3 separate regions of the Homo sapiens genome follow, and regions 1 and 3 are each linked to region 2. The links are chromatin loops, found by intact Hi-C in ENCODE. Cell type or tissue: GM12878. All regions are shown on one strand. Region 1 has its middle 250 kb from the start of PDZRN3-AS1. Region 2 overlaps PDZRN3 (PDZ domain containing ring finger 3). Region 3 overlaps PDZRN3 (PDZ domain containing ring finger 3).

Region 1 (2,500 bases), 71 kb before region 2:
GGACAGGTATTTCACGGGGGTGGGTAAGCAGAGAAGCTGTGGTCCTCAAACCACTTAAATTGCCTTCTTCATTATGCATTCAATGGGACCATCTCATCAGATCAGGTACTTCTCTGGGGTGGTGGTGAGAACTGGTGGTAAAGACTGTAGCTGGTAAGCAAGGGAAAGGAAGCTCTCTTCCTAAGCTCCTGTGTGTTTCCTGGTGGATGATGGAAAATGGAGCACTGGATTGGGAAATATGTTCTATCTAGTGGTCAAGGTGGTTGACTTTGCAGAAGTGGATTGAGAAAGCATGTTAAGTTTTCATCTGCTGTGGCATAAAATTGGGAAGTAACAGGGTTATAAACAGATTTAGTCCTGAGTAGAAAAAGGCAGGGCACAAAATAGTCACCAAAGGTCTCCAGATGTTAGGTATCTGCTGAAATACATGAGCCTTTTCCACAGTGCCTGTCATGGAGGTGCTACTTCCAGCCCAGCGATTCAGTGCGGTCAGAGAGAGATGGTTTCACTTTTCCCCTTAGCCATGTACCAGCTGGTTGCTTTTCTAAGCCTTCTTTATTTCCTTATCCACAAAATAAGAACAATCCCACCCATCAGGTAGGCTACTTATGGTTAAGGGAGTTAGCACATGTAAAAGACTTAGCACAGTTTCTGGCACATATTAGATGCTCAATAAAGGTTGGCCATAACGAATAGGTTATCTATGGTCTAGTAGACAGTGTCATTCCTTCCTAGCTCCCTGTCTTTTCACACTGAATTCTATTCTCTTTGTCCATTGTTTTTGAGCTCAAGTCACGCCGGACTGTCTGTCTGTTTGTTTCATGTAGGCCACATCTCTCTCACTTCAGGATCTTTGTACATGCTATTTCCTCTATTTAACTACCTTTCTAGTTAACTCACATTCATCTATTGGCTCTCAGATCAAACATAACTTTTTAAGGGAGACTCTCTGTGAAATCTGTGGCACTGGCTCTCCTATCTGACCCTTATTCCGATCTTGTTGATGCTTTATAAGTATTTGTGTGATGATTGCATTACTGTTTTCTTTCTCACCGGACTGTACACTCCAGAGACCTCCCCATGGCCCTAGATTGAGTATGCACATAGTAACTAGTGGATGAAGGAATCCGTGCTGGTTTCTGACATGGCTCCTCGATGCATAAGGTTGTCATAATTCCACAGAGCTGAAACTGCTAAGTCAAGCCCACAATGTCTGGGAGACATGTAGTTCTCCAAAGAGAACTAAAAACACAATTTAATTACTTCCTAGTATATTTTTGAGAGACTCTGATGAGGTTTAGGGAGTTTCTTTTGGCTTTTGAGGATTTTAGCGAGACTTACTAATTGGTGAGCAAGTTTAAATTTGCAATAGCCCCAATGAAGGAGGGATCATTAATTCCCCATTTTTCATTTTAAAGAGATGCTGAGTGCACGGAGGTCAGCATTCTGCCATTGAAAGGCAAAACCACATTATAGGCAAACCACATGTCCCTGTGGACTGTGCCCTTTCAGGATTAGTTGCAGCTGAAAGCTAAAGAAAATGAACCATTTAAGCAGAAAAACCCCATCTGAATGAAACTCAAAAGAACAACACTTTGTTTTATAACTGCTTTAGGGAATTCACATTTAATCAAAATTGAAGACTACAGCATTTGCCAGGAGAATTCTTGCATCTTATCTCAGTTTTAGTGATTTTCTTTTTAATTAGTTGATGCTCCACAGAAATCCTAAAATACTTAAAAGCGAGAAACAGAAATAAAAGTGGGAGTCTCAATTGCTTGTGGCAGAATTGTGTTTGCTTCCTTGGTTTTGGGCAATGTTGCTAACAAGTAATCTGTAACCTACTTCTGAAGGCTACAAGTAGATAATTACTTGGTTAATTTTCATATTTCAGCTTATAGTCTTAATTAGTTCTCCAACTAGTATTCCTTAGGCGATGTATAATCCCACCTTATCATATTTGTGATTTTTGCTATTTGGGATCTCCTGTTTCCATTTAAAAGATGAAAAACTTAGCTTGTGCCCCCACATTACTAGATATCTATGCATTGTCATGTGTTCTTGCCGAGAGTTAGAATATTCTGCAATTTAGAACTCAAAGGGAACTGAGTGAAATGCTTGCTACTTTGAAGTAATTTCTTTGTGATTATGAATATGTTACAAATATTAACCTAAACTGAACATACTTTGAATTGCTTCTTAGGAGGAGATGGAAGCACAGGTAAAGGGTTTGGTATTAGGCAGATGCCAATTCAAATCACACCTTTATGCTTCTCTGGGCAAAGTTCTTAATCTGAGTCTAAACTACTGATAAAGCATGTGCTTCATAGAACTGCTCCAAGGATTTAGTGAGATGATGAGGGCAAGGGTTTAGCATGTACTTGCCCGATATTTTCTGTATCTGTGCTGCCCAATGGAAGTATAATGCAAGCCACATATGTAATTAAAAATCTAGCATTCACATTAAACAGTTAAACAGGTTAAATTAGTGATAACTATG
Region 2 (2,500 bases):
TCATAGCTTTTCCAGTAGTAAGGATCATATCTAGCACACACATTTTCTTCTTCCCACCTCTCTTCTGTCTCCATATACTGCCAGTGGGAGTTCAACCTATTAGAAATGCCCTCTGACAACCAAAAACATCCTTCTCTTTCATCACCCGTAAATAAGCACCTACCATGTGAGATTCAGCACAGGAGGGGAATCTGGGATCAGACTGCCTAATTTCAAATCCCAGCTCAGCTTCTTTAGCACATGCCATTGTGACCTGGCAAGATTCTTCCCAAGTCTTCATTTTTTCTTCTAACCACCTACGATTGTTGTGAAGACTAATGAGAAATTACTCATACAGAGTTACTCAGTGAAGTGGCTGGCTTGCAGCATTAATGGTAAATGCTCAGTAGATTTTAGTTTTCTTCCTTTCTTTTTTACATTTTCACTTTTAATGTTTGCTAGGGATGATGCTGAACCCTAGTTCCATCCCTTGTATAGCTCAGCGTCTGGTGTAATTAAACTTTAGATGTGCCACAGCAGCTGTCTGCAGAGTAGATGGGGAGAAAGGAGTGAAGAGTTAATTCTACTTAGGGCATCAGAAAAACCTTCATTTGAAGAGCTAAACACTAATCTCAATCTTGTTTTTTTTTCCTGGGGACTAAGCTGCTATACAGACCACATGTAAACTTTATTTAATAGAAGCTTCACAAGTGAGCAATATCATGGCAAGAAAAAAACATTTAGAACAGAATTGTTCAGACATTGGGGTGCATTTAGCTACTAGGGTGGGCAAGAAACATAGGCCAGAATAATTTGTGGCTACCCCTGAGGATATTCACAGTATGTAACACCTCAAGCCAGAGAAGCCATGGAAACACCTGGTGTGATACATCTGTACTTGTGGCACGAAAGTCAGGACAGGCACCTTTTATATTTAAAACCAGTCACCATGACTACCACAACCCAGTTTCTCATGCTACCACAAACCTTCTATTTCTCACTGCAATGTGGTGTGTGGCATGGTTGGAGTCACAAGACTGATTTTCATGGGACTTTGAACCTCTGATTCTTATGTTTCTTTGAGTTTCATTTTAAGCCTGGTCTTTGCAGAGAAAGGGGGAAGAAATCACAGATAATTAAAGCATAAAATATTCTCATTTCATGGTGGGGCTAACAAGTGAAACTACAAGTAATGATGTAATCCAACTTGTCAAAAAGGGAAATGAAAAGAGGAGACAGAAGGCAGGACAGAGCCTTGGGACCCAGCGTGCCATGTCATCTTCTAATTAACTAACTGATCCTTTAAACTGTCAAACTCGGCGAGGAACTCCATGGCCTGGCATCTGATTAATATTCATATTCGGGCACTGGATGCTCTGATTTAAGTCCCAACGGCTGTAGTTAAACATCAGTCTTTAAAAAAAAAAAGAGAGAGAGGGAAATAAAAACCTGCCTGGTGAACCAAAGTCTCCAGGTTTTACATTCATAGGGAAATGAGGGAAGGCCACACTGAGTTCCATAATCCACAGTGCGAGCAAATCCTCCGTGGATGCATATTGATTTCTGAATCATGATGAGGACTTGTATATTGAACAAATAATTATTTTGCTTCTTTCTACTGGCAGCCACATTGTTAATCATATCCCACGCCTCACTGTTAAATAAGCGAACAACGCGTGTAAAATTACATAGCATTCGGTAATATAATCAAGCTTTTAATTTCAAACAAAAATAATTGAATATGTAATTTAATTAAAACAGGCTAGAATCCATCATTCAGTTAAACTGTAATAAGTGGCAGCCTGGACTTTTATTCTTATGGCACAGGCTGCAAAAGAATATATTGCCTCCCTTAAATTGACTTCTCGACTAAAAAATGCTTCAGTCTGGGGTGTAAGAAAAGCCTGTTCTAACTGCATGCTTTACGTAGATGAGGCAATTGACTTAAAAAACTCAAACCAGCACCCCTAGACAGAGTCTCAGTCTGATTCACACTCCCAACCACCAACAGCTGGGCAGCACACGCCATAGGTACCTCCTCTGGAGGACGATGATGAGAAGGGTCCTTAGGAGGCACTGGATGGACTGTGCCTTTTCCTTTACTCTCAGTTCTCTTTTTATTAATTAAAGACCTCTGAAGGAAGAAAATAAGTCAGCCCAGTTCCACTGCAAGTTCTAACAGCATTGGTTTTTGGAAAATGTTTCCTAAGATATTTTTATATTTAATGTGAGAGAGGCTTCCCTCTCATGATGCCAGTCCATTCTACATTACTGTGTTCTACATTGACATGCCACTGATCCCATATGCCTTCTCAGTAGCAATTCTTCCTTACCCTATAGAGCGTACTAAACATTCTCAAGCCCTTGTTAAACATACTACTTAGCTATTCTCCAAGTTATATTTAAAAATGGGTGACATTGCTCATGGATGTGCAGATTGGCATCATAATCAATACACACACAAAATACAAAAGGTGTGGTAAGAGCTAGGCTCAAGCTGATCAGTGCAGCCAATAGATAT
Region 3 (2,500 bases), 50 kb after region 2:
GTAACAACAGTTGAGCTTGCTGGTTCTAACTCCTTCCTCTCCTCTAGGCAGAGATCTGTTATATCTGAAGTTCCGCCAGAGAAGGTAAGGCCACAAATCCTGGTTATCTGCCTCTGTCATGTAGAGATACAAAAATCATCTTTCTCCCTCCCTCACTTTCCAGACATAGTAAGTCATCAATCCCTGTCACTCCACTTGAAAATACTTCCCAGACCCATCCCATTTTCTCCATCCTCCTGACTTGAGTTTCTATCTATCAAGTCCATCCACAGTGACTTTATGTGTATCCCGACTAACCTGAAAAGCTCCTGGCCTTCCCAGCTGGGATAAGTAGACATTCAGTGGTTAGTGTTGGGGGACAGTTGGTAGTATGTACCAAACTACCGCTGGCTCCAGTATCAAAAGAGAACACAGGACTCTAAGCACTGCTTTCACCAGAGTTAAACAACACCACCTAGGCATTTGAAAAATGGTCGAGTACTTTTTCCCTAACTGCAACATCAAAAACAATGAATTAATTGCTATTCCCTATAACCTAACGCTACCTTTTTGTGCTAGCAGGAGAAAGGGGGAGATGCTCCAAGCCCACAGTGATTCATAACTTTTTTTTTTTTTTGAGATGGAGTCTAGCTCTGTTGCCCAGGCTGGAGTGCAATGACACAATCTCGGCTCACTGCAACCTACGCCTCCTGGGTTCAAGCGATTCTCCTGCCCCAGCCTCCTGAGTAGCTGAGATTACAGGCACACGCCACCGCGCCTGGCTAATTTTTGTATATTTAGTAGAGACGGGGTTTCACATGTTGGTTAGGCTGGTTCTCGAACTCCTGACTTCGTGATCCACCTGCCTCAGCCTCCCAAAGTCCTGGGATTACAGGTGTGAGTCATCGTGCCTGGCCCGTATGTTAACTTTTTACAATACACACAGCATAGACCCAGATGCTGGCTGTGCGGGTCGCTGGTCAGGCTTGCTGCTTGTCTTCTGAGATACAAGCTGGGGTAGCAGGGTCCCAGCATAGGCAGAAACCAGGCTCTGTTCCTGCCTGAGAGACGAGGTTTAACCAGGAGATTCCCAGTGGCCGGTGACACCGCACGAAAGGGATAAACAACCACACGGCTGGTTCTTATGCTCCGTAATCACTCTGCTGAGTGTCCTGGATCCCTTACCACCTGCCAACAGCATGCCTCTTTCCTTGTCCCCTTCAGCAAATGCCAGGTGCCAGGCATTGCTCTGGGCACTGGTTACAAACATCAGTGAAGACCGGCGAGTCCTGATCTCATGGAGTTTTCATTTGTAATCCGTATAGTGTGATTAGGGAGCATCCATGACCAAATTATAAACCTACGAGGCCCAGGCTGGCCCCAGGTGACGCTGGTAACTCACATGGCCACACGCTGTGGTTTTCACACATGTAGGCTGAGCCATGAGCCGCTCCCCTCCCAGGCTCTCAGACCTGACTCACAGTCATCTCTGTCTCGAGTCCTTACACCAACTCACCACCTAAAACATATCTGAGGCATCTGCTACTATTCGTGTAAGGCTCCAGGGTGGATGCTCTAGATATTAACAACCACAAGTTCTGGATTTTCTGGAATGATCCTAATTCTGAAACTATTCTAGTCAATCGCTAGATAAGAAATCGATGAAATTTTAATATTGTGGCATCTAAATGACATCCTCTAAAATGCCCAAAGCCTGAGGTGGTGGTGGTGGTTGGGTCTTCTGTTAGATTACAAAAAGCAGTAAGGGGATCTGGGGAAGCTTCCCTGGCTCATACCTGGGTTTCCCACCTCCTAGTCGTATTTTCTTGGCAAGTTACATAATCTCTCCATGACATAACTTCCTTGCCTATAGTAAATGATGATAATGAAAGTACCTACCTCTACATTATTGTGATGATGAAATGAGTCAACATACAGAGCCTAGACCACAGCTGGCCACACAGAAAGCCTGGTGGATATTAGCTAATATTATTGTTGTGGTTGTTATTGCTATTTAGTGTTGAGGATTTCTTTCATTATTTGGAAAACCCCATCACCACAGGAATGGGGGTTACAAAGAAAGCCCTTGCTTTTTTTCCCCCACCTTCTAGACAGGGTCACACTATGTCACCCTGGATAGAATGCAATGGCGTGATCATGGCTAACCGCAGCCTTGATCTCATGGGTTCAAGTGATCCTCCGCCTCCCAAGTAGCTGGGACTACAGGCATATGCCACCACAGCTGGCTAATTTTTAAATTTTTTGTACAGACTGGGTCTCACTATATTGCCCAGGCTGGTATGGAACTCCTGGGCTCAAGCAATTCTCCAACCTCAGCCTCCTAAAGTGCTGGGATTATAGGCATGAGCCACTGTGCCTGGCTGTCCTTATTATTTATTATTATTTTTTTAATCTGTCACTAAGATTGAACTTGGCCTTTTAAAATGCTTTCTGATACTCCCCTCTCCAACCCCATTTCCACATGAGCTCTGCCACATTTCACTTTGGGCCCTGAATATTT

Evidence for each region. Peaks named below come from ENCODE experiments on the same cell type or tissue, not always from the same donor. Only the 100,000 strongest peaks of a DNase experiment are listed, where the experiment ranks them.
Region 1: a loop joins it to region 2, with 4 times the contacts of the local background. A loop is called at or near these places in 2 of 110 quality-filtered maps.
Region 3: a loop joins it to region 2, with 5 times the contacts of the local background. A loop is called at or near these places in 51 of 110 quality-filtered maps.

The regions. Positions count from the first base shown.
Region 1 is chr3:73,376,935-73,379,434 of GRCh38, forward strand. No RefSeq gene overlaps it. Among named protein-coding and RNA genes, the nearest start is that of PDZRN3-AS1, 250 kb to the right of the region's middle. In GM12878, no CTCF peak of the experiment used is centred here; a DNase peak (open chromatin) is centred at 1,477.
Region 2 is chr3:73,447,971-73,450,470 of GRCh38, forward strand. The region is part of intron 3 of PDZRN3 (PDZ domain containing ring finger 3); the gene reads right to left. Among named protein-coding and RNA genes, the nearest start is that of PDZRN3-AS1, 170 kb to the right of the region's middle. RefSeq lists an enhancer at 1,028-1,097. In GM12878, no CTCF peak of the experiment used is centred here; DNase peaks (open chromatin) are centred at 1,061 and 2,011; H3K4me3 peaks cover 459 bases; H3K27ac peaks cover 1,924 bases.
Region 3 is chr3:73,497,987-73,500,486 of GRCh38, forward strand. The region is part of intron 3 of PDZRN3 (PDZ domain containing ring finger 3); the gene reads right to left. Among named protein-coding and RNA genes, the nearest start is that of PDZRN3-AS1, 120 kb to the right of the region's middle. RefSeq lists an enhancer at 1,509-1,588. In GM12878, no CTCF peak of the experiment used is centred here; no DNase peak of the experiment used is centred here.